Linked DNA regions of Homo sapiens: region 1 is linked to region 2. Evidence: chromatin loops called from intact Hi-C (ENCODE). Cell type or tissue: IMR-90. All regions are shown on one strand. Each heading gives the region's core, and the rest is flanking DNA. Links, peaks and the distances in the headings are about the cores only. Region 1 overlaps ERCC6 (ERCC excision repair 6, chromatin remodeling factor). Region 2 holds the start of MIR4294 (microRNA 4294).

What was found. Peaks named below come from ENCODE experiments on the same cell type or tissue, not always from the same donor. Only the 100,000 strongest peaks of a DNase experiment are listed, where the experiment ranks them.
Region 1: a loop joins it to region 2, with 11 times the contacts of the local background. A loop is called at or near these places in 71 of 110 quality-filtered maps.

Annotation. Positions count from the first base shown.
Region 1 is chr10:49,506,093-49,522,170 of GRCh38, reverse strand. The region is part of intron 5 of ERCC6 (ERCC excision repair 6, chromatin remodeling factor); the gene reads left to right. PGBD3 (piggyBac transposable element derived 3) reads left to right here. Exons shown (of 2, transcript NM_170753.3): 2 at 5,050-7,066. The coding sequence starts at 5,057. The coding sequence ends at 6,838. Among named protein-coding and RNA genes, the nearest start is that of PGBD3, 10 kb to the left of the region's middle. In IMR-90, for the core only: a CTCF peak has its summit at 9,751 (motif pointing right); no DNase peak of the experiment used is centred there.
Region 2 is chr10:48,970,256-48,986,199 of GRCh38, reverse strand. WDFY4 (WDFY family member 4) reads right to left here. Exons shown (of 62, transcript NM_001394531.1): 57 at 15,911-15,944; 58 at 11,159-11,338; 59 at 9,221-9,403; 60 at 7,807-7,891; 61 at 4,722-4,833; 62 at 3,244-3,691. The coding sequence ends at 3,625. It overlaps MIR4294 (microRNA 4294), which reads left to right and starts at 613; the gene lies at 613-688. It overlaps LOC105378298 (a long non-coding RNA gene), which reads left to right. Exons shown (of 4, transcript XR_007062370.1): 1 at 1-2,901; 2 at 6,420-6,518; 3 at 7,260-7,455; 4 at 9,100-9,221. In IMR-90, for the core only: a CTCF peak has its summit at 4,694 (motif pointing left); no DNase peak of the experiment used is centred there; H3K27me3 peaks cover 1,483 bases.

The sequences.
Region 1 (16,078 bases), core at 4,995-12,994, 530 kb before region 2:
AGCAGTGGTTTGACGATGGATGATTAGAATAAAGTCATAGAGTTTACAACATAGAAAATTAGTTTTTTTTTAGTGGTTAGAATTTAGGAGTAGTTCCCAGGGTAGGCACCCTTTGCTGAACTTAACACCTTTTACTGAGGGTATAGCCTGTTAATTATAATGCTCTTTTCAACTCTAGGAAGTGAGAGTGGGTGACTTCTGGATATCTCATCCTCTTTATTCTCTCAGCTTGAGAGCCATCGGCCTTTCACTGGCACTAGGTTCACCCTAACTAGGTGCCTTTGTTTTAGCTGATACTTACTAGGAATTTTCCGTCAAGCCCTTTCCATAGCTTTTTTAATGGAACTGGGCAGTCGCCCTTTGGATCCTGCTTTCCTTCATTTGGCTCAAGCCCTCAGCTCAGTCTTTGAAGTTTTAACCATTTTTCAAACCGTGTATTCCCCCTTCTCATGTGTTTCTCCTGCCTCCTCCTCTGCACTGAACTGTATCTGGAGGCTGACTCCTCAGTGGGTTCCCTGGTTTTCATACCCTTTCATGTCATACAGGATGGATGAGCCACTGCTTAGAAGTAAATGTTCTGTCGGTTCTATGGTCAGTGGTATACAGGTCTTGTAAAACATACATTATTTTTTCATTTTACTTTGTGCTACCACGGTTTCCATTTGCTTATGGCTGTTGGTTGTGAGGTCTAGTGCTTTCTTAAAATATACTACTGCTTTGCACATTGTGGGCCTGGGAGCTCCGGGTGCCAAATAAAGATTAGGACTAACACACCTTCAGTGTTTGAGTGATGTGGGTTCCCGGTGAGCACCTACATGCTGCTTACCTAGTACAGGCTGTGCAGCCAAGACAGCCCTGTGTGGCCCAGAAGACCAAACATTTCATGTGAACCTTTCCCCTTCAGGGTGATAAAGATCAGGTCGCTTGTCCCCAGTCCTTGTTACCTCCATGTTATTGATTCACTTCCCAGTTGCCATATTCGAGGTAAGCCTCCATAGCTTTATCTTTGCTTTCATGTCAACAATGCATGTCTGCATCCTTGGACTGGCTTCAAGGGTTTCTGGCAAAAAATTTGCAGTCTGTTAATAGACTTGGGCACAAATAGGACCTAACCAAGTGTGAAGGGAATAATGAATTCAGACTGAGGCATTTGGGAGAGACTGTTGGGGAAGTTCATCCAGTGCAGGGCCTTGTCTTGTTGGGTGGCTCAGATATATTAATATGACCCTTATCCAAATTAACAATGTTACGCATTTGCCCCTAAACTCCAGGTGCATCATTGAGAAGGGAAGGAATTTGCTTTGCTTTGGAGGCACATTATTTCCTCAGGGTTCTCATTTGGATTGCCTTGGAGGTTGGTGTGATGCCACAATGTGCAGAGAGGCTGAGGACAGGGAGGGCAGGTGGGCTTCACTTTCCAGCCAGCTCTGATTTCTGGGGAGTGGTAGTCTATTCAGGGGGCTCCGAGGCCCTGTTTGGGTGGATTGGGAAGAGTGTGCAGTTCCTTAGTGATGTCTATCATAGGCACAGTGGGGAACTAGCAACATTCATGCTAGGTATTTGCCAGCCTTGACATAATAAAACAGATGTCACTGACTCCTGCCTCTTTGTCCAGCAGTGGTCAGCACTGCTTGGTCAGGCTGCAGGGCATAGATGGGTTGCATCCTGAGTGAGAAAATGCATTTCCAGATATGTTTTTGTCTCTTCTTGCTGGCAGGACTAGGGTTAGTGTTTATCATTTGACTTAAACTCATTCCCCCAAGTTCTTACTCTATTTTCATGTATCGGCAGTTACTATTTAAGTTGCTGCCCTCGCAGACTACAGTGAGGGCAACGAGCACAGACGAGAGCAAAGCTTCCCCACCCACAGACTGATTATGCAGTGTCACTGGGAGCCCCTAACACTGGAGACGCTGACTTAGGAAGTGTAGCGTGGGGTCACCGGGCAGGACTTTTAAAAAATGTTCCCAGATGGCTCTGATCACTGTCAGGTTTGGGAGCTAGGGATGGAAATAAGTCAGTCTTATGTATTTCTCTTTTTTGGGGCTGCAGCTTTTGGCTGATGCAGTTTGTATATCAGTTTCTCAAAAATCCTCTTTTATGTGCCCTGCACAGTTGTATGTACACAGGGGAGGGCCTGGCAGGGAGCCTTAGCTAAATGCTGTATGTCATAGATCATCTGGTTCTTGTGGGGTGTGTGTGTCAGAATCACATGGGAAACACCTTCAGAGGGTAGGGGCCTGGGCTCAGCGTGGGGAGTCTGAGGCAGCAGGTGCAGAGTGGGAGGAGCTGGGCACTGCACTTGTGCTTTGGCTGAGCTCCCGCTGACTCTGAGGGGAGCTTGGTGACATTCTTCATGGTCCACAGGACCTTGCTCAGAAAGAACTATGTTCTCATTTAGGAGAGCTTTGAGGCAGTTGGGAAGCATTGTTGGTAAGGATGTTGAGGCTTGAGAATGTAATGCTTTTTTCTTTACTATGGCCCACACTCAGCAAATAATTGCCTCTGGGATAAATCCCCGACCCATGCCCACCCCGATCAGGGAAACATAGTGGGGAGTTCAGAAACGGACTCTTCAGTAGGCGGTGCCTGAGTCTCCTCAGATGACCTGGTGCATTGGGCTAAGCTGCTAAATGCATAGCCTGAAGTGGATTTGAGTTGGTTCCTCTGCATGGTTTGAAGGCTCCCTCGCCACCTTTCAGCACTTCTGATGAGTCCCTATTTTTATTGTAAAAGTATGACAACAATATTAAGATGAAAAAATGACCTCTTTTATGTTTTTATTTTCTACATGTCATTCCAGTCTTTGGTTCTGTGAATACACATCTTTACATGGTTATAATCACGGCCCCTCCAGTTAATTGGCTTGCCCACAGTTTTACTGTGAAGTAGAGCTGAGATTTGAAGTCGGCTGGGCCCTCTACATACATGTTTCCTTCCCTTTGTGGGATTGAGTAGAAGGTGCAATATTTAGGTATGACCACAGGGTGGTGCCAAAAATCAACACATAGCTGCCCCCACCTCCATTGGACTGAAAACCAAACCAAAAACCTAAGCCTGTAATCTGGGAATTTGGATGAGGATATAGGGAGATGGCTCAGGAGTCTAGAAGACCTGGCAAGTATGGTGTGGATGGGGACAGAATTTACTTCATGGTCTGGTGTAACCTGAATCTGTAGACTTGATGCCTGTTGATATAATTGGTTTTTAATAAATTTTTGATCCTAAAGGTTTTTCTTGTGCCCTATTTTTTACCTTTTTTACATGAGTAACTCTGAGATGTAAAGGGGTGATAAAGATTCCATTCATTGTGTAAGTCTTACAGAATGTCTTCTAATAGTCTGTGAGACATAATCTCCTGCGAAGATAATACTCTTCATTGTCCTTCCCCTGAGCACTGGGCCTCTGTGGCCAGGGCCCCATTGAACCCTGGCTTGGGAGGGTTGGGTTGTGCACATCCACTGTTCTGAGGAGGGAGCTGTCAGCATTTCAGATGCTAGGGGTCAAGCCAAGTAGAATGACTGTTATGAAGAGAGTCTTGTGGATTTGGAACGTTGCAGCCTTTAGGGCCTGAGCAAAGGTGGCATCAAGTGGAGGTGGGGGCAGGGGCGGGAGTGGTGCACAAGAACAATGATGGCTGACATGTTTGAATGCGTACGACTTAGTGGTTCTTGTGGTTCTTCTTGTTATATAGGTTAATTCGTTTAATCCTTACAGCCACCCAGGAGATAGGACTTTGAGCCCAGAGAGATGAAGTCATTTGCTCAAGGCAGCAGTCAGTGGAAGGGCTTGGAGAAGGAGAAGGGGTCTGAAGGTGGTGTGGGACACATGAGAGTGATCTCGCAGCTTGGTTTGCTGCAGCAGACTCGGACAAGCATTGTTTCAGTGCCTGGTTTCTCCCTCCACTTGATGGGGGCCAACTCCAACCCAATGTCCCATTCCTATCCTGAAATGCTTCTAAAGGCAGTGCCCTGAGAACCACCAACCTCACAGCCTGTCTCCATTTTATTGTCTTCTGGGAACTTCTCCCTTCTGTCTAGCACCTGTTTGCACTGGGATTGTCCTGTCTGTCCTTCAGTTGGATCCTGGTTTGCACCCGATGAGGATTTAGCAATTTTAGGCTGTGCTTCGGCAAAGGCCAACTCACAATGTGGAGGTTGATTTGATTGTGCCTTTTTTTTAAAGCCCAAATTAAAGAGAAAAAACAAAACTCTCCCAAAATCTGAATTTAGTAAAAGTTTGAGATTTTATCCAGAAACCTAAATACAATTATTTTAAGAATGTTCTTAACATCTCTGAGAGTTCATTTTTCTCAAGAAATAAGCCTGGCCGGGCACAATGGCTCATACCTGTAATCCCAGCACTTTAGGAGGCCAAGGCAGGAGGATTGCTTGAGCTCAAGAGTTCGAGACCAGCCTGGGCAACATGGTGAAACCCCAAAAATAGAAAAAGTTAGCTGGGTGTGGTGATGTGCGCCTGTAGTCCCAGCTACCCAGGAGGCTGAGGTGGGTGGATCACTGGAGCCTGAGAGAAAAAAAAAAAAGAAAGAAGACTGTGTTCATTTTCTTTTAGGAATCTATAAGTTGAAAGAAAAAGTTACACTTTTAAAACCTATTTATGCCTAGTGTTCCATTATTGGAACGCTAAGCATGTGGGAGTTATTCATGCCCTACTGCTCAAGGTCATTGCCAAGGTCTGATTTTTCACACATGTCTGCCTCCTGAGGGTACATGTTATCACTTGGTGCACAGAGTTAGTTACTGCTACAGATACTGGCATGCTGGGAGCTTGTCAAAAAGTGATGTGAGTTTTCAGAAACATTTTTGAGTATCCAAAGACAGGTACATATAACTTTACTGCACTACATCCTATACTAGTAATTTTTAAGAAATAACTTCTCTACTAGTTATGCTATTGTGCGGTAAAAAGAAAATACAGAAAGTATTATTATTGCATTAGTTATGGGTTTGACATTTTTCATGTTCCATTTTTGGAACACTAGGCAAAACCACTACCACTAGGACTAATAATACCTTTTTTCCGTTTTAGTCCCAAGATGCCTCGAACACTAAGTTTACATGAAATAACTGACCTTTTAGAGACAGATGACAGCATAGAAGCAAGTGCTATAGTGATACAACCACCTGAAAATGCTACAGCACCTGTTTCTGATGAGGAATCAGGAGATGAAGAAGGTGGAACAATAAATAATCTGCCAGGTTCTTTGTTGCACACAGCTGCGTATCTTATTCAAGATGGCTCTGATGCTGAGTCTGACTCAGATGATCCCTCATACGCACCTAAAGATGACTCTCCTGATGAAGTTCCATCTACGTTTACTGTGCAGCAACCTCCACCATCAAGGAGGAGGAAAATGACAAAAATTCTTTGCAAATGGAAAAAAGCCGACCTAACTGTACAACCCGTAGCAGGTAGAGTTACAGCACCACCAAACGATTTCTTCACCGTAATGAGAACTCCCACAGAAATTCTTGAACTTTTTCTTGATGACGAGGTCATTGAACTCATTGTCAAGTACTCCAACTTATATGCTTGCAGTAAAGGTGTACATCTTGGCTTGACTAGCTCTGAATTCAAATGTTTTCTGGGAATTATTTTTCTGAGTGGTTATGTCTCAGTTCCTAGAAGGCGTATGTTTTGGGAACAAAGAACAGATGTGCATAATGTACTGGTTAGTGCTGCCATGAGACGTGACCGGTTTGAAACTATATTTTCTAATTTGCATGTTGCTGACAATGCAAATTTGGATCCAGTGGACAAATTTTCCAAATTGCGACCTCTCATAAGCAAACTTAATGAGAGATGCATGAAATTTGTTCCAAATGAAACATATTTCAGCTTTGATGAATTCATGGTTCCTTATTTTGGTCGTCACGGGTGCAAACAATTTATTCGGGGAAAGCCCATTCGGTTTGGCTATAAGTTTTGGTGTGGTGCCACCTGTCTGGGCTACATTTGCTGGTTTCAGCCGTATCAGGGTAAAAACCCAAATACTAAACATGAGGAATATGGTGTCGGTGCGTCACTTGTCCTTCAGTTTAGTGAGGCACTTACAGAGGCACACCCTGGACAATACCATTTTGTATTCAATAACTTTTTCACCAGTATTGCACTTCTTGATAAGCTCAGTTCAATGGGACATCAGGCAACAGGTACAGTGAGAAAGGATCACATTGACAGAGTTCCACTGGAATCAGATGTAGCTTTAAAGAAAAAAGAAAGAGGCACATTTGATTATCGAATTGATGGCAAAGGCAATATTGTCTGCAGATGGAATGATAACAGTGTTGTCACTGTTGCCTCATCTGGTGCTGGTATCCATCCCCTGTGTCTTGTCAGTCGTTACTCCCAGAAACTGAAAAAGAAGATACAAGTTCAGCAGCCAAACATGATCAAAGTGTATAACCAGTTCATGGGAGGCGTAGACAGAGCTGATGAAAACATTGATAAGTATCGGGCATCAATCCGTGGAAAGAAATGGTATTCAAGCCCTCTTTTGTTCTGTTTCGAACTGGTCTTACAAAATGCTTGGCAATTGCATAAAACATATGATGAGAAACCAGTGGATTTTCTGGAGTTTCGTCGACGTGTGGTATGCCATTATCTGGAGACCCATGGTCATCCTCCAGAACCTGGCCAAAAAGGAAGACCTCAGAAGCGTAACATTGACTCACGTTATGATGGCATAAATCATGTGATAGTCAAACAGGGAAAGCAAACGCGATGCGCTGAATGTCATAAGAACACAACTTTTCGATGTGAAAAATGTGATGTTGCCTTACATGTGAAGTGTTCCGTTGAATATCACACTGAATAGCAGGTGTCACCACCTCCTGAGATAAGAAACATAGTTTTATACATTATGTACAGTGTAGCAGTGGTTTTGCCTAGTGTTCCAATTTTGGAACGTCACATAACAATGGAACATAATAAATTTTTTTTTCTCTTCAAATTTTTGTTCCTTGAATTTTTCTAGGTAACATATATGAATTTCATGCAAAAATTCAAAAAATTGTAACCTCAGACATAAATGGGTTAAAGATGTTTTCTTAGAGAGCACATTGCCTTCTTTTAAATAACAAAGCTGAGACACAAATGAAGACTAATTCTGCTTCCTGCTCTGCACACACCTTTCATTCTTGGCTCTGGGCATAATTGTCTATATCAGTCTTAATTTACTCCATGAGATCTGCACTCCTAACTGAGGGTATTTCATCTGCTCAGATTTGCCAATTAAGTTTACCCAGATAGACCATAAAAAGGAAGATAAGAAAAGTAAAACACCAAGTATCTCAATTTAGCAAATTAGACTAATCTGTAAGGCATTCTTAGCTGTCTGAAATAGAAAACCTATCATACTACAGAATGCAAACTATATTAAATACCCAGCTTGGTGCCTGAATATATTTTTAAAAATCAAATTGTACTCATTGTGCCTCTGTTGTTGAATTTCTTAAATGGATATTGCAATAGGTAGAGAATGATCTTGAGGTTGAAATGTCACTCTGTATTAAGAATGATTTAACTGTATGATACACAGCTTTTTCCTTACAGACGGTGTAGATTTAAACTGCTCTGTGTACAATGATCCTTGCAACATAAAAATATTACAATAGAGCAGTAAGGTCTGTTTTGAATTTTGAGCACCACGGTAGGTGACCTCCTTGAAGTTTTGGAGAGGGCATGTTTATTTTATTAATATGATCTCAGGCAACTAATATTTGATAATTCCCATTAATATGTGTATTTTGTCCCTTTTGTGTGTTGGTATGGGCAGTTGTGTACATTGATTTGTCTAGTATAAAATGTGTATTACATGATTGTTCAGCCTATATTATGTATAGTTCAAAGAACTGCTAAACTGATTTTACTGTTACTTGGAAAAGTTTGCAGGGGTGTAGTGAAGAGTGAGTTTTGACTTACTTTGCACACTATTAAGGTGGGGAAGGAATCATGTTATTGTACAAAAATGAAGGCAATCTTTCCCTTCTTTAAACCTTAGTCCTGATGTTTTTTTAAGACAACATTTGGATTGAAGTTTTAGAATTTGGTTTGTTCTTGTGCAATTGCTTTCGTTCTGTGGCAGTTAGAGGACCCTTCGCTGGCACTGTGAGAAAAGGGGTGGTACTAGGGAGTTTGGAAAATACTTTTTTGAAGACAGTATTATGTAACAGATAGGAATATAGACTCTGGAACTTGATTATCTGGGTTTGAATCTTTTCCCTTAACTCATTGGTAATCTTGGACAGCTTCCTTTCTTTCTCCCTGTCTGCTTTAATTGTTAAAAAAAAAAGAGAGAGAGAGAGAATAACAATAGTATTGATATGGTTTGGCTTTCTGTCCCCACCCAAATCTCATCTTGAATTGTAGTCCCCATATGTCAAGGGAGGAACCTGATGGGAAGTGATTGGATTATGGGGGCGGTTTCCCCCATGCTGTTCTCACGATAGTTAGTTTTCATGAGAGCTTATGGTTTTAAAAGTGGAAGTTTTTCCTGTGCTTGCACTCACTTCCTCCTGCCGCCTTGTGAAGAAGGTGCCCTTCACCTTCCACCATGATTATAAGTTTCCTGAGGCCTCCCAGCCGTGCCGAATTGTGAGTCAATTAAACCTCTTTCCTTATAAATTACCCAGTCTCGGGTATTTCTTTATAGCAGTGAAAATGGACTCATACAATATAGTATCTCCCTTATTAGGTTGTAAAGATTAAATGAATTAATAAATGTGAAATACTTAAAATAGTGCCCAGTACCCAGTATCACTGTCAGTCATAATTACTATTTGTTTTCTGACCCAATTAAGAAATATGTATGTATGTGTGTATATGTAATCTCAAAACAAAACTTGTCCAGAGCTAGCTGACTTTCCTTAAGGAGGCAGTATATAGCATAGGGGTTAGACACCACGGGCCATGGAGTGAGTGCCAGAGCCTAGCCGAGTAGCTCTGAGGTCTTGTGTATCCACTCACCTGTAAGATGGGGATCACAGCAGTACCTTCTTCATGGGTGATGATATGTATAAGATATTTGGCATACATCAGGCACTCCGTAAGTATTAGCTATTCTTGTTACATGCCCACTAGCTAAAAGTTACCACAAAGATTCCACCAAGGCAGTAAGATGCTTGAAATGAGGGTCTGTGAGAACCGTGAAGGAGGGTGTATAATGAATACTCATACGTATGAAAAGGTGACCTTTCACAAGTAAAGGCAGTTTAACAATTGATATTACAGGTTGACCATCCCTAGTCCGAAAATCCAAAATCTGAAAATTTTTTAGCAACGTGATGCCACAAGTGGAAAATTCCATATTTGACCTCATATGTTGGGTCTCAGTCAAGACACAGTCAAAACTTCGTTTCATGCACAAAATATTGTATAAAATTACCTTCAGCCTATGTGTATAAGTTATATATGAAACATAAATGAATTCGTATTTAGTCTTGGGTCCCATCCCAACATATCTCATTGTGTATATGCAAATATTCCAAAATCCAAAACACTTCTTGTCCCAAGCATTTTGGATAAGGGCTGTTCAACGTATCATAGGCATAGTAAAATCATTAGCTGTTACAAACTTTGTTTTATTGATGTTATGCTTTTGGTACCTTTCATACTTTTTTAAAATAAGCTTAAGGCCCACTTAATGATAAAATATCTATAAAAATATAAGTACAGTATCAATATTGGGAAGAAATGTAATTATTTCTCCTTTGAACACACTAGGGGGCACTAGACATCTGTCTAGGGGACAAACCGTGCAACATGCCCCTTGGTTCTAAGTGTAGGTAGGTCAGGATTGCAGTATGGTTTCTCACAGTTGTATTCTGAGGTAGATGTACCAGATCCTTCTCTTGTATCTCTTTTGTGTCTTCTCTTTTGGCTTGATTTCCAGCCTCCTTGCTGTCCTGGATGATAGGATGTCCTGACTGGAATGTCCTGCTGATCTTGACTGACCAGTATGGAGTGAGCTAGCATGACAGTCTGCTATGCTTGGGGGTTGAACTGAGCTCCTGCTGGCTCAAGACTGCAATAGGTGTTTTGACATTTGTTATTTTTTATTCACATTTAACCTGCAATTAATTAAAATTTCTCAATCTTTTTGTGTAATCTGCCAACTGTTATAGCATCTGAAATTTATGTAGTTTCAAAAGTATAATGTACATACATAATTTCATTTAGTCCTCATAAAAAGTCATTATTTGGCTCATTTTGTGGTGGAGGAGGCAGATTCAACAATGTTACATTATATTTTCTAAAGTTCAGGCCTCCCCTTACCAGTTAAATGCCTGTAATGCACCTCTTTTGCCTACATTCGGTTTTCACTTCTCTGTGGTTATCTTAAATCTGTGTCTGTTGTTGGGTTCTCTTCTAGTGACCACCACTGGAGCCTGAGACGGGCTTTAGGAGTTAGAAAATGCCCTGATGGGTCGGGAATGGTGGCTCACGCCTGCAATCCTAGCACTTTGGAAGGCAAGGCAGGCAGATCACTTGAGGTCAGTAGTCTGAGACCAGCTTGGCCAATATGGCAAAACCCCATCTACACCAAAAAATACAAAACTTAGCCGGACATGGTGGCGCATGCCTGTAGTCCTAGCTATTCTGGAGGCTGAGGCACAAGGATTGCTTGAATCTGGAAAGTGGAGGTTGCAGTGAGCTGAGATCGTGCCACTGTACTCCAGCTGACGTGACAGAGTGAGACTTTGTCTCAAAAAAAAAAAAAAAGTAAAAAAGAAGATGAACAACACACTTACTTTATTTGGGTGCAGCTGTGACTTTTACATGTATAGATTAAAGAAAAAAATGAAAGTGGGAACATCAAAAACACTATTTCCTTCCTAGTAATGTAAATATAGTTTAAGTCTAGACTTTTTTCCCATCATAAGAATTCTTTCATAAGAAGGTGCTTCTTTTGTCCAGCCTTTCCCACCTGGTCCTGGGGAAGCTTGGGAGCAAACTCAGGGCTCCTGGTTCTTTCCATCAGCTGGCGTGCAGAAACCAGGCTCCTTACAGAGGAGACCTACTGGTGATGAACCCAAAAAATGGAGCTCAGACTTAAATCACTCACACAATTTTTATTTATTTACCTTTTTATTGTTCAAAATGATGAGCTTTCCTTCTCCTTATCTTTTTTTTTTTTTGTTATAAGATTCTAAATTAAGAACTTCTCTGATGTTGCAGCCACCCTCATTATGGGTCATTTTTTTGTAGCGAACCTTAACCATTTTTATCCAGTGGACAGAGCTAGGAGCAGTGCTTTAAAGTCATATGGGTAGAAGGAGTAGGAAATGCAGCAAGAGGTAGGCTCTAAATGAGACAGAACAGAAAGTTTCCAGAACCCATTTCTGGATGACCCCATTTGACCATTTTCAAGTCACGCTTCTCTGTCTGTGTCTTCCTTTTCCCTAACCGAATTATGAACTTCATTCATTCATTCAGCACTTAACGGTCTGCCATGAGGAGGCATTATACCAGTCTCTAGTGCTATAAAAATGGCTAAGACAGTGTTTGTCCCCAGGTGGCTTCCAGTCCAGTGGAGGACACTGGTATGGATTTCACAATATGCTACACTTGATGGGCACTGTAGTAGAGATCCCAGGTGTGTCCAAGATGTCACGGGATTGGGAGGGCCCTTGGAAGACAGGACACCTAAGTCTGGCTGGTCATGGGAGGTTTCTGTGCATGGTGGTGCTGCATGAGTGAGGGTTTGAAAGGTCTGCTGAATGTGTGGATATGTAAGGGGAAGGATTTGGGGACAGTACAGGAATGCAGGTGCACAGAGATGAGGAGGCTGCATACATGGTATGGCACGGTGGTAGCTAGCTGTGTCTTTCCACTTATTTATTTTGAACATCCTTGGAATGCTGAAAATTCTTCTAAAATAAATTAACTTTAAATGGCAGCAACTAGCTTTCAGGGTTCCATTGATGCGGCACCCTAATAGGTTACAACTGGGGGAAGCATTGTTCCTGGTGTCGTTCAACTGGTTGTGCTGGGTCTGAGTTGCTTCTGACAGATGATTATTGCAGTCTCAGCCCCAGGCCCCACAGCCTGGGCCAGATTCTCATTCCTACCTGAATGTAGGGAAACCAGGGAGTGTTTTCTCTGTCTGCATCTGACTGGAATTGTAGGTTTATGTTTGTTCCCAGCTTCTCTTGTAATTGGCTGCCAGTGGAGTTGACAGCAGGCTGAATCTGGCAGTTGTGTGAGGAGCTAGAAACACAGCCAGTGAACACCATGCCCACCACTTCGTTTTATGTGGCTGCAGCTGTGACTATTACGTGTGTGGATTTTTTAAAATGAGAGAATAGAGAACATGAAAAAGTTATTTGTTTTCTAAAAGGGTAAATATTGGACTATTTACTGCCCCCTTCTGCTTTTTCTCAGTTAACTGGTCTACTTTTTGAAATAACAGAATTTAGACATTTTGAGGTCATTTCTAATTTTTAAGATTTCAGCTCACTTGGCCCAGATTTTAATTCTTACCCACTCCCTACCAATTTTAAGTCAATCTGTATCTATTTTTGTTACTATCATGTAAAAGACTGCCATACTTAATGACAGTTTACTATTTACAAATTTGTGACAGAATTTTTAAATTGAGATATTCCAGCAGGTACCATCTGAAGACTAGGTATCTTTACTCCTATGGTGAGCACATTATTCATAATAATTAACTGAGCATCCATTTGATGAGCTATCATAGTTTCTGTTTAAGTATACATGTTCAGGTAGTTCTGTTAAACAGAGTACGTTGCAATATGCACATTGCATTGGGCCACATACGTAACTTGCTTTCTCTTCTTTCAGTGAACATAGTAATAGTATCTGCTGCAGGGTTGTCGTGAGGATTTCAGAAAATGTATGTGGTTTTATATAATACTATAGTAGTTTATTAAGCACTTCCTAATCTAGGTTCTGTGCTAAGGTGCTTTATATGTGACACCTTATTTAATCCTTCCCAGAACCCAGTGAAGTAGGTGCTGCTGTTCTCCCCATCTCAGTGGAGGAAACTTAGATGCTGATGAAGTTAAGTTACTTGCTGAGGGTTCATGAGCTAGTAAATGGCACCAGGATTTGACTATAGCTAGTCTGAGCTCAGACTTTTGTGCCTGGGCCTGCACTTCTGCATATGTCAAACCCAGGATGTTTATATACAGAATCCTTTATATCTGCTGGCCAGACAGACTACTCAGCCTGCCAGACTACAGTACAGGCTGGTTAGACATGTTAAAGAGAGCCCTTAAAGTCTCTTGGCAGCGTCTGGGATGAGGAAGGCACGTTTCTGTGTATGTGCAGATGAACCTGGTTCTCCCCCTTTCCCTAGTGTGTTGTGGTGTACTTGTCGGCCCCATCTTTAGCTGTGCTGCTTCAGTGGACCCTCATCAGATGGTCAGGTCTATTTTGGCTACAAGTCACATGAGGAAGTATTGCTTATGTAACAGAAGAATCTCTTCGCCTGAGCTCTGTATGCATGTGGTTTTATAACCATGATATTTTCTGTCTTTAATATGTGTATAATTCTACTGGGGCAATTTGTCTTCACAATGATACAAATACTTGCAGGCAATAATGATTTTCCCCACCACTTTTAGTCATCCTTTAGCCAAACTGAATAAATGTTTGGCCCTTTTCATCTTTCTTTATGAAGCGGAAGGCACTAGAATGCAATCGTTTCTGTAGTGGCTTATGTGGTTTCCTAGGTGCTGAGTTCTGTGGCGACAAGATGCCTGTATATTTTAGGAGGGAGGGAGGAGGAGGAAACTGAATCTTGTCGATGCAGAGTGATGTGGTGGGAAATTTAGCAGCCACAAAGATTGACTGGCTAAGTCTAAGGAAATGGTCATCATATATCAATAAAGTTTAAAAAGTGATACCCTGTATATAAAATATTTAATGGCCTTGTGCCAAACTTCAAAAGGCAATATATTCTGGTGTTTTTATTTCTCCTTCTGTAAAATTATCTTGGAGAAATTGCAAAGTGAAGTATGTTTAAGTGGCTGTGATTCTTCCAAGGTTTATGTTATCCACAAGTTTGCTAAATACAAGTATCCTTTGTTATGCAGAAGTTTGGCTCTGCGTTCATAGTTTTGATACCGAGGACTCTCTCATTATGTAAACTCCTCGACTGCTGAATTTCAGAGTGAGTAGCAAGAATTCAGATATGTGTATCAGGAAAGTGTATATATATCAAGAATTCAGATATGTGTATCAGGAAAGTGTATATATATCTGTTCAGTTTCTAAGTTTTGATAGTAAGGGATACCTATATGCCAGGGCTTCTTGGCTTTGACATTATTGACATTTGAGACTTGATAACTTTTTACCGAGGGGTTTGGGGGCTGTCCTGTGTGGTGTAGGATGTTTAGCAGCATACCTGGACTCACCTGCAAGATGCCAGTAGTAGTATATCCTCCCGACTCCTTCCACAGTTCTAACAACCAAGAATATCTCTGGGCATTGTCAGATTACCCCAGGGTGGGGTTGAAGGGACAGAATTGCCCCCTGTCAAGAACGATTGTTGTACACCATTGCATTTAACTAAATTTGTAAATAACATGAAACCCAGAAGACTTTTATAGCCACCTAGAGATAATTCATTTTGTCCATTGCATGGAGATAATTTTTAAGGAAAAAAAATACCAGTGGAGAAGAAGAGATTGCCTTTAGAAGTTAAGCACAAAAAGGACATTAAATTTTTTTATAAAAAGTATCACTTATTAAACTGTTGTTAGATGATAGCTATTTCCTTAGACTTGGCCATATACTGCCTCTTCCATTTGCTGTTCTTCTCTGGAAATGACCAACAGTGCTTCATTGATCTTATTTATAGGTCCTTTACTACCGTGTAGTGCAATTTCAGATAACCAGTTCTTGTTGATCACAAGTAAATTTCAGCTAGCCCTTCCTTTTGTTACCTTGAAGAGTTGAAATTTTCAACAAGGCAAGAGTTTATCAGAGGATGTGCTTTAAGGTCCACCAGTAGCTACCTACATACTAGCATTGGGCTCTGTGTGGTTTTGTAATGGATACTGGACAACACACCATACCTTTGGCCAGGCAGCATGTGTAGTATTACCCTTTCATTTTCTCTTGCCTTCCCTCGGACATTCTCTCTTACTCTTGCATAGTCAGTGGCAGATAAATGCCTTATATGTGTTGCTGCTCTTACTCGCTTCCTATGAGTTTTTTTTTTATTGTAGTTTGAAAGCATTTCTCTGTATTATTGTTTTATTCCATTTCCACCATTTTGTGAAATTCAGAGCATCAGTTGCACCATGCTGAATGAAAACATCATCTTTTTATTTTGAAAGTGAATAGAATTTGAGGCTTTTTTTTTTTCCCCACTCACGACAACTAGAGTCCATTATAGTTATGTAAATGCAAAATTAGTCTGGTTAAATGGGTGCACCTTCTCCACAACCTTGGTGTATTGCTAAGACTTTCAGATATTTAGATGAAATATATTTCCTTCTGAAATATAAGTGTTCACCTTATTTTATATCTGAAAGTATCATATTACTAAATTTGTAACTTAGATTTTATTCAGTGAACACATTTTTTTGAGTGGTAGCACTATCAGTGCTTGTATATTGCTGATGCCTCTTCCCCCAGTTAAGTAATCAGTAATGTGAACCTGATTCAGTGATTTTGACCCCAAATTTGCTTTATGTTTAAGGGGCTTTGTTGTTTTATGCTGTGACTATCATATCTTTAGAACAGAAATAGTAATTATAAATCTATTTTTTGTTACATAGTATTGCGGTTGTGAAGACACTCAATTATATTGAAATTTTTACTGAATCTTTTCTAGGACTAATTTCATGTCTTACGAACCAGCAGAGAAATTTTCCCTTAGGGTATGCCAGAAGAGGAGCAAGTAGTTTTGATAATGAAATGAGACCTTAAAGAAATATTTCTAGAGCAGCTATAATAATTTACATAAGAAATGAATTGAGATGGCTGGAGAAGAGAATTGTTTTTCCTCTTTGAATATCAGTGTTTTGGGTAATAATGGCAGCATTAACCTAAGAGACCGTTCTAATTTGCCTGTTTTTTC
Region 2 (15,944 bases), core at 1-8,000:
CACTATTATTTTATTTTATTATAAAATAAGAAGATATGATGTTACTTTCCTGAGGAGCCCTGAGGTAGACACCAGGATCCCATTTCACAGATACAGAAGCTGTGGCCAAGGCTGGCGGGACTTGTGGAGCTGGGCCTGGTGCTCAGGTGGCCTGGCCTCCTTACCCACTCACCGCATATGCCTGTCCTCCTGTCTAGGCCTCTAGATACCATGTGGCACTGGGACGGGTCCCCCGGTCCCCACTGGACCTGGTGTGCTGGTGAGGCCAGTGTCTGCATGGTCCTGCTTCTGGGCCCCAGGCAGGCTGTGCCCCTGGCTTCGGCCCTGGCTACCTCTGCTGCCTCTGCTGTGGGCCTGGGTGCTGAGCCTGTTCTCTCCTCTCCCTGCACCCCAGGCCTCTGCCCTGGGCTCCCCCAACCACTGACAACTGTCAGGAGCCCCAACCCTGCTGGCCAGACATCGTAGTCCACTCGGGCCAGCAGGGGCCTCCTGTCACTGGAGTTGCCCAGAGCTTTTGGAGCCTGGGCCTCAGTTGTGCCTGGTGCTTTCCTCTGCAGCCCCATCCTGGCTTGACTGCTCCCCTGCCCTCGCCTCCAGCAGCGGACTCTGCTTCCGATGCCTCGGGAGTCTACAGCAGGGCCATGTCTGTGAGGGCCCAAGGGTGCATGTGTCTCCCAGGTTTCGGTGCAGAGCGGCTTCCCTCCTCCCAGCAATGCGAGCTAATCCTGGAGGACCCCACTGGAGCAGCTCAGCATGGAGCCTGTCTCCTGCAGTCTCCCCAGCTCCTCCATGGGGCATTCTCACCCACAGCCCGTCCCTGCTTCATGGATGCCTCTAAAGCTTCCAGCTTCTGACAACGGCGTTCACGGTTTCACCACAAGCTCCCAAGCTCCTGGCTTCTTCCCCTGACATGTCCCGGGCCCAGGGCATGACATTTACAGTTTCCTCTCATTATTCCCACCTCTTCACTCCATTTTGCTTCACCCTGCCCACGGAGGGGCTGCTGCTTGACCCTGCCATCCCAGGACCACCCTTTCTGACATGTCTGCCACCAAGACTCATTCATACGTCTACATGTCCGTTTACTCAGCTGACTCTTGTGGGGCACATTCTGGGAGCTGGCATGGAGAATGAAGCTCTGCGGGTGGGCAGCCCACCTCTGCCAGCCTCACTTGCACTCACTCCATCCAGTAACCAGAGTCTACTCCACAGCCAGGAGCAGCAGCCCCTCTACCTCTCAGCCTCATCCCGTGTGCCCTCCATTCTTCTTCCCACACCCAGCCGGACTCACCCTGTACCTTGGCCGATGCAGCCCAGTCTTCCTGCAACCCCGTCCCTCTGTCTCAGCAGGTTCCAGGCCTGGCTCCAGGGCCACCTCCTTCAGCCAGTGCCATAGGTGGCTGAATTCTGTCCCTGGAGTGGTTCTATGTTGACATCCTAACCCCCAGTACCTCCAAATGTGACTGTACTTGGAGACAGTTGAAATGGGGTCATATGGGTGGACCCTAATCCCATATGACTGGCGTCCTTATAAGTGGAGATGAGGACACAGATGTGCACAGAAGACAGATGAGGTGAGGATGCAGGGAGAAGGTGGTCATCTGCAAAGCAAGAGAAAGGCCTCAAAAGAAACCAACCCTGTGACACCTTGATCTTGGACTTCCAGCCTCCAGAACTTTGAAGAAATGAATTTCTGTTTAATATTGTTATGGCAGCCCCACCCAACTGATATAGCTGAGTGTCCCCTTTGCCTTCCCTAGGGCCTGAGATTTCCTTTTTAGCCCTTTCACCTCAAGTCACATTTGTTTGCAGACACCACATCACCAGGACCCCACCAATAAGACCCAACACTGCCTCCTCATTTTCCCCGTGATTTGAGGGGAAGAAAAGGCAAAAACACTTAAATGAAGGAATCGAAGACAGCCTTTTGGCCAGCAGACCTTGTCAGCCTTGGGTAATGCTGTGATGTGTTTTGAAAAATGCCAGCAGGCTCAGCCTTGATATTTATGACCCTGCTTCTTGGCCTTCCTGGGGAGTGGTGCTCTCTGCTCTTAAATTTATGGTCCTTCAGTGCAGTCCCAGACCAACCAGGGGATTGCAAATGGGCTGTCTGCTAATAGTGTGTGCAGATGGTGTGGGAGGTGGTGTGATCCTTGGCTCTGGGGTCAGACACAAGTGCTTCTCACCCGGGGAGGGGTGCTCCGGACCTGAGAAGGGTCTCCTCCATCTTCTCCTTTGCAAAGCCTCAGAGTTTACAGAGGAATCAAGGTATGCTAACCACCTCTCACTATTTTTGACATGGCTGCACACCAGTTCCACTTTCTTAATATTTATCTTTTAATCAACTTGTTGCCCCCTGGAGGCCAGACGACCCATGGGGCATAAGACATGAAGTGCATGTTCCTGCTATCCCTGGGCCTGGGCTAAATTAGGTGGGGACCCCCTTCAGGGCCTTTGCAGAGTTTGGAGACATGGGGAAGATCAGGATCCCCACCTGGCCCCTAGAAGGGAGATCTCTGAAAGACTAGTTGAAGCTAACAAGCTTAACCTCCCCAAGTCCCTATGTGTCCACCTGAGCTTGACTTTATTAAAAAGGCAGGTGGATTTCCTTTTGAGGAGCTCTGCAAATCTTGGGGTAAGGAGGAGACATTAGAGTGAGGGTGATACCTGTGATGCCCAACGACCAATCCCAGAATGACCCAGGCACAAGAAGGTACTGGAATTCTTCAGAGGGGCACGAGTAACTACCCCACCTGCCATACATTTTCAGGTGGAAAACAAAAGTCACACAGCAGTGCAGATTTCTCCAGGAAGAACTGCAGCTCGGAAGCCAAGTGTGGACCGGGGCCCTGGGAAGAGACTGCTGAGCCAGGAGTTGTCTGGAATCCTTGTCTGTTGCAGGTTGTGGAGATGGGGGTGGGAGTATCACCAAGGCGGGTGTATCACCCCAGGCCAAACTCCCTGAGTCTGCCATGGGCAGCACCCACCGCCATGTCCTGCGGCTCAGCCACAGAGGCTGGGCCTTCTTCACAGTAGCCCCTCACTCCTCAGGCCCCTACACTATGGGCAAGACGGGGAAGAGCCAGTGTCCAAGGTGGAAGATGGGGAGGGGCTGGGTGAGGCTGTGCAGGTGGATGTGCTTCCCTGAAGCCTTCCTGCCTTTCTCAGGACAGAAACACAAATACTTAGAAAGGCAGCATGGTAAGTGGAATAGAGTGGCAGTTTAAAACTGAAGAGCCCTTCTGCATTTAAAACATAGTTGCTTTAATAAAATAAAGACAATACAATAATTTCCAGTAAGCGACCCATCTTTTTTTTTTTCAGTGCAATAGCCCTTAATAAGGTGAGTCATGTGTAATTTCGTGTGCAGCTGGGCATCACCAAGTCACAGTTTCCAGCGTGCTGCTCAGCCCTCCGAGTGTGTGTGCTCATCCTTTTCATAGAAGTCCCATCGGCCATGGAGAGGGTTGGGCTGCAGAGCTGTGATTGCCAGAGGCCCTTCCTTGAGAACTGTGGGGAAGGAGGCCCTGGGGGTTTCTTCTGTAGGCAGAGCTCAGGCCCCAGTCACCTCTGCCACCCTCAGCCTGGCACTGTTGTGCCAGAGCCTCTGCTGCCTCTCTCTTCCTACCCATCTGCAGACCAGCAGAATATTCTCCCCCTCTCATCACCAACCAGGAGTTTGGTGTGGTTTCTTGGGAAGAGAAAGAAAAGACAAGAACGTTAGAGGGACAGTACCACTTGTCCCCGCCAGCACATGGGATATTGCAACTCTGGGGCTCTATCTGGGGCCCAGCGGAGCTTGCCCCTGGTCTTGTCTCCCTTGAGGCAGGGGAGGCAGTGGGAGGAATGGAGAAGGTTTCCACCTGGGGGAGGGGAAAGCATTGAGCTGTGAGGGTGGTGGCTCCCACAGCACTGTGGGGAAGCTCAGGCCCCAGGGAACAGGACGAGGCCGTGCCTCTCTCCAGTGCCTCCAGGTGAGTCTCCTGTCCCACCAGAGAAATAGCCAGGACCAGGGCAGAACAAATGGCAAGTTCTCTGCAAAAAGTGCGGCTCTGGCCCTACCATCATGCCCACCCCACTCCACTCCGCCCCACCCAGCATCTAAAACACTGTGTAGTGCCTCCACCAAGGACCCCGGAACAGCCCACGCCACGCCAGTGAGGGAGGAAGGAAGTCCGGCTCTGCAAGGTCAGCGGCCCCTAAGGCTGCACCTCGCAGTGTGTACAAGGATGTTAATGACAGTAACCACCTCCATGGGTTACTGCGAGTCAAATAACGGGTATGAAGTGTCGGGACTGATGCTTGGCTATGCTACAGCAGCTAAGAGCCCTCAGAAGGCACTTTCTGTTAATGAAGGATAATCATCACACCAAATGTTACAGTCTGCAGTGGAACTCAGGGGAAAAGGCTCTCTTTAGGATAAAATTACAAAACAATATACTTATACCTCTTGGATTTCTTAATGAATGTTTGGATATTCAAGAGCAAGAGAGCAAGGGCATGTGTGAGTTAAAAGCAAAACAAACAACAACAAAACCCTGAAAAACGTTTCCTGGGGCTCTATATGGCCACACGGGCTGCTTCCTGTGCTTGGTGGGGCCATGTCCTGGAGTGAAGTGGCCTCCTCGGCCAGGTGGCCTGGACTCAGAGCCACTGGGGCTTTCCTAAAGGTGGCTGCAGTGCCCTCTGCTGGAGACCCAGAGAAACAAGGCCGCGCTTACCTGGACACGGCCAGAGCAGTCACTGCGGGGCTGGTTTTGCTGGGCTTCCCTGTCAAAGCAATGCTAACGTCCAGCTCTCGACTCAAGGCCAGGTTCTTCTCCCACTTGTGGCCTGTGTGGAGCATGTGAGAGAAGAGTTAGAACGCCAGATCGGCTTCGCACATACAGTGTGCATCTGCACACGGGGCCGCAAACACATACGCACATATTTATATTTGTGGTCAGCAACTTGTTAAATTGAGGGGGAAATATATTTAATCTTGGCCTGTGCTGTTGCAAAAAGGGCCGTCCCAATTTAATTTGCAGGCGGTGATAGTTACATGTGCTGACGTGCCTCGGTATCCATTGTGTACCAAATTGGATTTGTGTATTATTGCTTTCTAAATTGCATGCCTAGTTCAGCAAAATTGTTCATCAGTGTTTACTGGCTTTATGCTTAATAAGATGCCCCACAATACCTTGCTGCCAGGGTGTAATGCAGCCAGTAATTGCCTAGTAAAAATAAATTACATAAAGTCGGCATTATCAACTTATCTTAATCCTCTCACGCCACAACCAGTAATTAAATGCTGAGAATGTTTTTTTCAAAAAATATAACTCAATGATTGTTACTTCACTCATTTTAATGACTGCATTTGGGGACAGACAGTAATTCCTTCAATGTGAAGGGTGAGATGGAGAGACGCCAGCTGGGTACGTCCCTGCGAGGCCACTTCCTTGGACTCAGGGCAGGAGAGATGATACAGCCCCTGCTGTCCTGAGGTGACCACCCATGTGTGCAGACAGGCCATGTGCCAGGAAATGCATGAGGGGTCCAGGTGGGAGAAACCACCTCAAAGCACACCAGGCATTTGTACATTGTGTACAAGTCTAAACAACAAGCTTCTCCCAAGCACTTTTTATGTACCAGATTGAGTCCAAATCTTTGAGGCGATTCCTGAAATAAATTGTACTCAGCTGGGTTGGGCCTTGCTGCAAATGGCAAATAAATGAATTCCAAGCAGAAATTGGATTACATCTGCCCACAAATGCAGTATGCTTAATATCTTCAAAGATCTCCTTTCTTGCCCCTTAAGACATTTGAGGGGTATAGTAATATACACGCCAAGAGGACACACATGCAAATATCCACGTGCCATGCCCAATACAGGTCCCTTTCCAACAAAGCAGTTTTGAGCAATGTAAGAACAACATGCCTTTTTATTAGAGACCTCCAGCAGTTTAGGCTTGTAAATCTGCACATATTTTAGATTTGTTAACTCTAAACTGCAGGCCAGTGTGATTATTTGAATATGTCCATGTCATCCTGTCATTTCATGTTAATCTTCCCTTGAACTGTAATCACAATCTTGGCAGTCAGTCCAATGGGGTGGCAGAGACTTAGGGTCAGGGCAGACAGAGAGGAAGGTTGTGGATCTGGGGCTCCCTGTCAGTCTAAGACCCCCTTAAGTAAGTTTCCTAATGCCATCAGCTGCTGTGTCCAGAGAGAAAAATCTCTCAAAGCCTGCAAAAATGACAATAATGACCTGCATTTGGGGTAGATTCTTGTCTGTGGCTACTATTATTCTGTCATCAGTACTCTACTAGTTAGGATGCACAGGAAGTGTCCCCATTTGACAGAAGACCAGAGAAGCTGCTGTGACAGAGTTGGGTCTAGAACCTTGTTTCCTGCTTTTTACTCTGCTTCTCATTCACTAGACCCCATGACCAGTGAGTGCAACCTCACCACAACCATTGATGCTGAATAGGAACCTGCAAATCCAATGGCACTGCCAGAATCAACTGAATGGCTCTGAGGTGACTTTCATTCATCCATTCATCCATCCATCCACCCATCCATCCATCCATCCACCCGTCCATCCATCCATCCATCCATCCATCCATCCATCCATCCATCCATCCATCCATCCTTCCATCCATCCATCCATTTACCCATCCATCCAGCATTCTTTCTCAGACATCCATTCATCAACCGTAGGCTTAGCTAATGCCGTTAGCTTACTGGGCCCCAATAGCTTCAAAAGTGGGCATTTGAGCCCAAAACTAAAATGGTGTGCAGTCTCATGCAGGTATAGCAGAAAACTGCTTTGTAAGCAGGCTGGGGAATAAGAGCCTTTCCAAGTGGAAGCAGATATGGGAGGGAGTTTGGCCTCTGCTTTCCAAAGATGTGCTGGGTTCCTTAGAATGCACACACTTCTGTCCTTTCACACTGAGATAGGCTGACTCCTTGTGGTGGTCTCCAAGTACCCTAGAGAAACAGAACCTGTGAACTGACGGAGTTCTTGATCTGCATCTTTGTGATATTATTGATCTTTGTGATGTTATTGCCTTGGCTCAGCCCAGATTGTTTACAAGGGTCCCCAGGTGTTATCTTGAAGGAAGGGACCACTAATATAGAGCCTAGGACACAGTAGAGGCTGAGCAAATGCCTGTGTGTACTTGCCTGAAGAAGAATCCACAAATGGGTGACTAAATGAATCAAAGAGGTGTGGACTGTGTTTTAGAAATGAACTAATTGCAAATGTCTACTCTTTTCAGAAGGCAGCCCTCAGAAATCTGGGAAATTCTCTCCTATGGATGATCACAGGTTCTGGGATGCAGAGCAAACAGGGAGCTAATGGAAGCACTCAGGATGATAGAATTCTAACTTCATGAAAACATGTTTGATTGTGGGTCCCAGTAAAGATGTCCCAGTTCTCGGCCAGAATCTTTTCTGAAGACTGAGCTGGAGGAGGTAATGATGGGGGCGGGGACTGGACAGCTGTGATGGATGTGATGCGGTAACAGCTTTGATGGGGAGGTTTGTACCTGTGTTCATTATGGAGGGGTTGGTGATGGTGGTTACATGCCAGTGTCTATGGTTAGGTTATTCTGAGGCCGTTGTGGCTGTGATGGCAGCAGGTGTGAGGATAGTCTGCTTGCTGGGTGACTTTGGGCAAGTCACTGAACCTCTCTGTGCCTTCCTAGGCCTCCCTAGGCTGGGCAGACCTGGGAGGAGCTGCAGCCCTTGGGCTGAGGTGGAGAGAGGGGAGGTGAGGAGGGCAGGGCAAGGCCAGGACGGCCACATCCCTAGCAGGTCAGGTACCTCTTGGGCTTGGAGGCTGAGCCGGGGGCTCCTCTCCTGCTGGCCGTCCAGGAACAGACATCTTCACATCCTCAGTCTTCCAAACCTGCCCCAAAAGAGCAAATGTCATCGGCGGGGAAGACGATCCTGTCTGCAAGCTTGGAGTGGCCTAGTCCATTTCCTCACGCCTAGGGGTCCCCCAGGGAAAGGATGAACACATGGCCCCCCTTTCACTTCTGATGTTAACTTATCATCAGGTAAAAGGTTATTTAGCCTTCAGCTTCCTCATGCAGAGGTTTGGCCAATCACAGTTGCACCTTGAATGAATTTACCCCACCCATGTCCCTAAGTGCATCTCATGACCCCCACAGCCCTTTTCTTGCAGGGATGTGACTCTGCAACCAGTTTATTGCCATTTTGCTCAACCAATGCCCTCTTGCCCATAATGCTACCACCTCTAGAGTACTCCCTCACCCCTGGGTGGCTGGGCACCCCCATCTTGTGTCTGGCCCTTGGCGCTAAGCCTACTGTGGGAGCCCTGAGGCCAACTCACTCAAAATGGCTTCTCATTCACTGGGTCTGGATTTTATATCACCAAAGGGCAAGGACCAGCCTCCTCTCAAATGCTTCTGTGAGCCCCACGCCAGGCTTAGCACAGCACTGGGCCAGTCCAGGAGCTCAGTGACCACATCGAATGAATGAGTGCTGAGTGCACAGAAGACCCTCACTTACGCTTTGGGGGGGCCCAGGAGAGTAATATACTCTGCAGCTCGGCCACCCCAGGCTCCTCTGGCTGGCCCACTGATGTGGGCCACACCCCACCAAGCCCAGGCCATCCCAGGATGCCCTGCTTTCTGCAGAGGCCACAGATAAAGTCCTATGAGGGGACTGCCTAGGTACCTCAGCCTGCATGGATGGATGGATGGATGGATACATGGAGGGATACATGGATGGATGGATGGATGGATGGATGGATGGATGGATGGATGAGTGGATGGGTGGATAGAGAGATGGATGGGTGGATGGATGGGTGGGTAGATGAGTAGAGAGATAAATGGGTAGGTGGGTAGATAAATTAGTGGATGGGTGGGCAAGTTTGGTTTGAATGGATGACGCAAATATCTCCTTTTAGCATTGGGATATAATCTTTTGCATTTAACCATTCAACTTTTATATGTTGTAACAGTATTTATTTTAGTGTGTGTCTGTGTGTGTGTGCATGTGTGTGTCTGTGTGTGTAATACTATATATATAATTTTATTTATTTACTTTTTCCCTGCAAAGAGCCTTGTCTTTTCCCTTCCTTTGCTGTAGGTACCCGTTCTGGAATGGTCTCAAATGCAACCTGCAGGTTTGGCCCCCTGGAGGAAGTGAGAAGAATGGAGATGAACACGTTTCTTGTGTCATGTCCTCATTCTGCCCAAGACACACCTACCCGGACCATGCCGTCTTGACTCCCGGTGATGATGATCTGGCTTGTGTCCCATGCTGGGCCCTCCATCAGGCAGCAGCAGGTTATGGCTCCTTCTGGGCCCCAGGCTGTGGTGATGCTGGCCAGGGGCTGTCCATTGACATTCCACAGGGACAAGTGTGCTCCCGCACAGGAGACAATGGTGCCCTGTGCAGTGAGAGCTGGCATCACTCTAAGCTGGAGTCACTGCCTGCCCATCAGCCACTTGCTCAGCTACCCAGTTGGTACACCCAAGTACTCTCAATCTGTCATGCTCTGAAGACCCCCAAGGTACCCCAAAACTTCTTTCCAGCTGACTTACAGGTCTGCTGTGTTTTCACACAGTTGTAAATTCTTGGTTCTTTTCATACTGCAGTCATGTGCTTAGATACTTCTTTCCTGGCAGAAGGCACCTGGCTCACCCTCAGGCTCCTCCCAGATCCCACTCCCCAACCACACCCTGACTGCCACAGAAGATCCAGCCTGAAGGGTAGCCCTGGCTTTGGACACACAGCTTACACCTGGTAGGTCAGCCCTGCCCCATAAAGAAGTTTTGGATGCCACCTGGTGGATGGCAGGGTACAGAAGTTCCAATGACTGCATGTGGCTCATAAGCTTGTGCAATGTCCCTGAAGAGGGAATTTCTAAGGAGAAATTTCCCCATTGTATCTCCTGATATGCTCACATTTGAGTCTTTCCTCCTCAAGTCCTGTTTATTCTATAGTGGCCACTGTCACCAAGGTCCTGGGGCCATCCCTTTGAGCCTTGCCCTAATCACAGAAGGGATGTAGGGTGCTCAGTGCCCCTCCACATCTCACTGGGCTGGGATCCATTAGAAGTTCCTGAATTGTTAGGGATGGTCTGTCTGAGGCCAGAGGCCATGTCTGATACCTCTCTGCCCCACAACCAGCAAGCACAGACTGAAATCAGTTGGCTGCAGGACAACTTGTCCTGGTGCCAGGCTTCTCTGGGGTCTAGGGACACAATTCCTGATGGGTTTTATATTCTCCCAGGTGAAGGCTTCAATGCCTTCTATACATCAACCCATCCATCCATTCACCCACCATCTACCAATCCATTATCCATTTCATCCATCTTTCCATCCACCTATTCATCCATTTATCTGCTCATTTATCCATCCATCCATCCATTCATTTATCTATCTACCCATCCACTCATCTATCCACCCGTCCATCCATCTATCCATTCATCCACCCATGCATCCACTCATCTACCCATCCATCCACCCATCCATTCACACTCCATCTACTCATCTAACATTGAATCCAGTTTTGAATTCAAGCCTACCTGGAGCACCACTTTCAGCAAAAATTGGAACCAGGAAGCTCCTATATCATCCCTCCTCTTTTGAGCCCTCTGCCCATTTTATTTATGCCCTGGGCCCCTTAGGTTTTCTGTGAGCAGATGCAGAAACCTCTGCATCCTCAGGGAACCCCATATCCCATGACAGGGCTTCAGTCTGGAAGAAATTTCACACCGGTAAGTCGATCTCCCTGGTCTTTGTTAGCCAGTATGGAAGGAGAGGCAGAGAAGCTTGCACTGCCATGAAGACCAAACCTGCCAAGTCAACACTGATTTGAAGGTAAAGACCTAAATGAGTCAGCCACATCCAACAAAACCCTCCCTAAAAGCCAATTTTTCAGCTGCAGCCCCCTGGTGCCCGCAGCAAAGCAGACACTTCCCACTGTCCCCAACACCAGAGGGAGGAAAGTAAAGAAGCGGACATTGAAGCTAGACCTGGGTGCTACAAGTGAGATCTACAGCGACTGTTCCACACAATTGGGGGCCCTCTCAGCATTCTGGGGTGGCTAGAGTCTCTGTGTCTCTGGGCTTTCTCCTGAGTGTTGTACCCCATGCTACTGCGAAGGTGAGGACACGGACACTGAGAAACAGGAGACTTACTGAGACGTCACTGATGGTGATGGCTGAGATGCCTTCCCGATGGGCGGGCAGGCGGGTCACGTGGGTGAGGTGGTCCAGATCCCACAGGATACAGGTGCAGTCCTGGGAGCCGCTCACCAGGAGGCTGAAGGTGACTGACGCTGCCAGGCACGTGACAGCCTGTGTGTGTCCATACAAGGCCTGGGGACAGAGACTCACAGGTTAGGAGAGGGACCCTCAATTCAGCTACTTTTGGGAATTCTTCACCCTCCCTATAAAGCTGGGTGCTGGATGAGGAAATGGAGATTCTGAGTGAGTCAGTGATTCCCAAGTCTGTTGTCTGTGCAGCTGGGGGTGTGTGCATGTGCGTGTCCATGACTAGCCTCTCCATTTCATTCATCTCCAGGGGTGGAGGCTCTGCTGGGGAGAAACCATTTTTTTACTTATAACCCAACCAGAGGCTAGCCACACCTGGATGTTTTGTGCTGCCCTACATCTATCTTGAACCCGGGAGCAGTTCATGTCATGAGTTGTTTTTTTTTTTTTTTTTTTTTTTTTTTGAGACGGAGTCTTGCTCTGTTGCCTAGGCTGGAGTGCAATGGCATGATCTCAGTTCACTGCAGCCTTTGCTTCCCAGGTACAGCAATTCTTTTGCATCAGCCTCCCAAGTAGCTGGGATTACAGGTGCCTGCCACCATGCCTGGCGAATGTTTTTTATTTTTAGTGGAGATGGGGTTTCACCAAGTTAGCCAGGCTGGTCTTGAACTCCTGACCTCAAGTGATCCACCTGCCTTGGCCTCCCAAAGTGCTGGGTTTACAGGTGTGAGCCATCACACCTGGCCAGTTCATGTTACGATTAACATACAAAGCACTGTTGGCAAACTGTGGTGCCCACACCAGCAGGCTCAGTAGCAGCAAGTAGCCTCTTAGAATGCAAATTCTTGGGTTCCACTCCAAATCTCCTGAATCAGAAACGCTGGGGATGGGGCCCTGAAGTCTGAATTTTCACAAGCCCTCAGGGGATTCTCACATGTGCCCAACTTTGAGAGCCATCTCGGTAAGGGAACCTCAGAGGCACGTGCACTCTTGAACTAAACTGGGAAGAAGAAAAGGGGAGGTCACATGGTCATCAAAAAGATGGGGCTTTTCGAGTCTGATAGGTCTGGATTCATAGCCACTGGGACACTTAGACGTCCTTGGTCTTGGTCCTCAGGTTTGGCTTGTGTGGGGCCTGGTCTGACTCATGGATGGCTGTGTGTCCAGATCTGGCTGGAGGCCTTCTTCTCTGTGGACACTTCCCCAAGGGGCCAAAGTGGCCCACCACACATGCTGGTACCCCCTGGCCAACTGCTGCAGGCAATGGTGTGGATTCCATCACCAGCACTCCAGAGGCTGCAGGTCCCAGAGGCTCTGATCTGAGGTCCTCTGCTCACATGTGCTTGCCATCACCTGGACTCAGCCGGAGGGGCACGGAGGTGGCATTCTGAAGCGTAATTGGCCTGGCTTACCAAGTGGTAAACCTCCACCCTCAGGGCAGAGACAATCACTCATTCATTTGGGTCAATGAGGCTAAGCGTCATTTTTCAAAGCTGTCACTTTGCCCGGTCATAGCAATGAAAGGTTCTGCCACAAGCTCCTGTTTGTCCTTAATGGATCCTAACATGACGCCAACCAGATGGTGCCGGCAAGTTAATGGGTATGACCCACAGAAGAAGATTTGGGTCATCCTAGGAAAATGAAAACTGCCTAAGTGAGCAGGAGAAAGCAGAGGAGTTGACAGGAACCTTCTGAATCTCTTCCCAGAATGAACTAAGTCTGATGACTCAGTTCTGACTGCAGGGGAAATAGCAATGCCAAAGAGAACAGAGAAGGGAACCCAGGTGTAAGGCTCAGGATGTAGAGAGGAGCTCTGAGCCCCAGTGCCGGCACGTGTTGTTTACCAGTGGAACCAAGTCTGCCTGCTCTTCCCAGGAAACAGCCTGTGTGCCTGGCACTGCCCACTTAGGTCAGGTTGGCTGCCTTCCGACCAGCCTGGAGACTCCAGCACCACAAGGCATCCAGCACCTACCATTTGCAAGAGCCGAAGAAATCAAGGAAGAGATAGCAGCTTCAAAGGGGGTTTTGTTTTCTCAGAATAATACTTCTCTAAAAGGCCAATTAAAATAACTCCATTATATCATTTTATACCTAACTATAGTAGCAAAAAACGATAGCAAAAAGAAAACCCCGGAAAATAATTCCCCATGCTGGTTACATTGCCATGAAACGGGTGCTCTTGATTGCTGGTGGTATGATTAAGTCACAGAACCATTTTGGAAAGCACCATGTCACTGTACATAATTCTCCTCCTCGAAGTTTATCGCAAGAAAACAATCAGAAGCAAACAGCAACCTAGATAAGATGTTTTCTGCAGCACTATGTAAAATAGTTAAAACTTGGAAACAACTTAATTGTCTAGTTTTAGAAGAAATGGTTTATTAAACTGTAGTGCACTGACATAACAAAACAATCGAAATGCAATTTTATGGAAATGGAATGATATGGAACGATTGAAATGTAAATTATAGAGAATGTAGAAAAATGGAAACAATTGGATAGGCTGAGTGAAAATAGAATAAAATATCTACACAATGATCAGAAAGATATAAATATGTATATCTGGGGATAAGAGTATGCAAAATTGAAAACTTTTATAGGGATGGTAGAGAATTGTTTGTCTTTGAAGTAATTTTAAAATGTCTCTTTAACGTTGCAGTATCTTTAAAAATAAAATACTTTTTGAACCGCCTGTGAGGCTCTTCAGTGATGACTTTCCTGTCCACAGGTCAGGAATGGACCCCTTCACTGAGCAGCCATGGGTCTGGGGAATCTGCAAGCCTACATTAGCCTTTACAGGTAAGTGATAAAGTGTTTTATTTTTAGAAAATAAGAGCATGTGGGATTCCCATATCTTTTCCTGTTGATTTGGAAGTAGGAGAGGATGATAAATTACATTTTTATGAGGTCGATACGAGGGTGTTTCTGTGCATTTTCACTGTTAAATGGGAACTCAGAGGATGATAGAAAAATCACTGCCCCAGTACCCCAAGGCCAGCCCCAGGGTCAGGTGGAACTATGTACAGTCCCCAGGGCAAGCTGTAAATGGGCAATGGGGATGCTGGGGAGAGAGCACTCCAGTCTTTCATTTCCAGTCCCTTTGCTGAGATCAGGAATCATACCCAGCCCACTGACAACAGCAGTTGGTGAAGGTCACCTGCCTGTTGCCTGTACAGCTGCCTCTCAGGGGTGCACTGCCCCTGCATATGTGTCAGCCCCTTCTCGCACTGCCCTATTCATTCCTTCACCTCACATTTGCTGAGTGCCCACGCAGCACCCTCCATGCCCTGCATGGCACCAGGAGACAAGGACACGGTCTAGGGTGACAGAAGTGGCTTGAAAATTATCCAGAGAACCCCAGAGAACATGTTTCAGTGAAACATGTTTCAGTGAAAATTATCCAGAGAACATGTTTCAGTGAAACATGTTCAGTTTAGTAAATTTGGTCAGTGGTGAATTTTTTTTTTTTTTGAGACAGAGTCTCGCTCTGTCACCCAGGCTGGAGTGTAGTGGCGCAATCTCTGCTCACTGCAAGCTCCGCCTCCCGGGTTCACGCCATTCTCCTGCCTCAGTCTCCTGAGTAGATGGGACTACAGGCACCCACCACCACGCCTGGCTAATCTGTTGTATTTTTAGTAGAGACAGAGTTTCACCGTATTAGCCAGGATGGTCTCGATCTCCTGACCTCGTGATCCGCCCACCTCAGCCTCTCAAAGTGCTGGTATTACAGGCGTGAGTGATTTTGTACAGCTTATTTTTGTTTCTATTACTTTAGGGCTCTGTGGCTAACTAAAAAATAGATGCAGAAATGAATTGGATTTTAGAGTTGAAAGTGTCCCCTAGTGATATTCTAGAGCAAGTTCCGGAGTATGCAGGGAGAGCGCATGGGGTTTTGTGTTAGACAAACCTAGATTCAAATGCAAGCTGTTCTGAGCCTCAGTTTCCTTGTCTGAAAGTGGAAATAATAGTTCCTTCTTCATAGAAAAAAATTAGTATACAGAAGGGCCTTGGTGCATTTGGAATGTTAAGCAAACGTTAAGTGCCGCTGCGATTAGCATTCTCTATGAGGGCTGGTGGTGCACATCCTCAGACTCCTGGCTCATGGCTCCTCCTCCTCCCACCTCAACCACTTCCTTTCAGAAAGTCTTTCATTTGACCTTGGATGTACCACTTAAACTTCTTTGCATCTCATTTTTCCTTCACCAATAAAGTAGGGGTGATCATGGCACCTATTTTACAGGGCTGTCAATAAGCTAAAATGAGGCAATCCGTGTAAAAATCCTTGGCATAAAGGCCAACTTGTGGCAAAATGCTCAAAAAATATTATCTGATGTAAGGAAACTGATTTCACCAGACCTGTCATGTGCATGAAGTGACTGTGTGTGGCCCGGCATCTCTCGCTAAGGTGTGGGCCTCTGTGGAGGCACCTGCCCTGTGTACCTGTCAAATGCACCATGGGAATAAAATGATACTCCTGAATGACACTGAGCTGTGGGCCACCCTCTGCACCTCACTTCGCTCATTCCTAGCTTCTGAGGGTGGCAGGGCCCTCAGTGAGCAGAGTTAGGGTGTGTTCCGGCACCACACCTGCCCAGGTGCCATGCCAGGCAGAGGTTTTGTCCCTACATGAAGTACTGTCCCCACCTGAGGACCGCACCTGCACGAGCTGGACCATACCTGCCGGAGGCGCAAGCCCCTCGGGCGGCCTTTG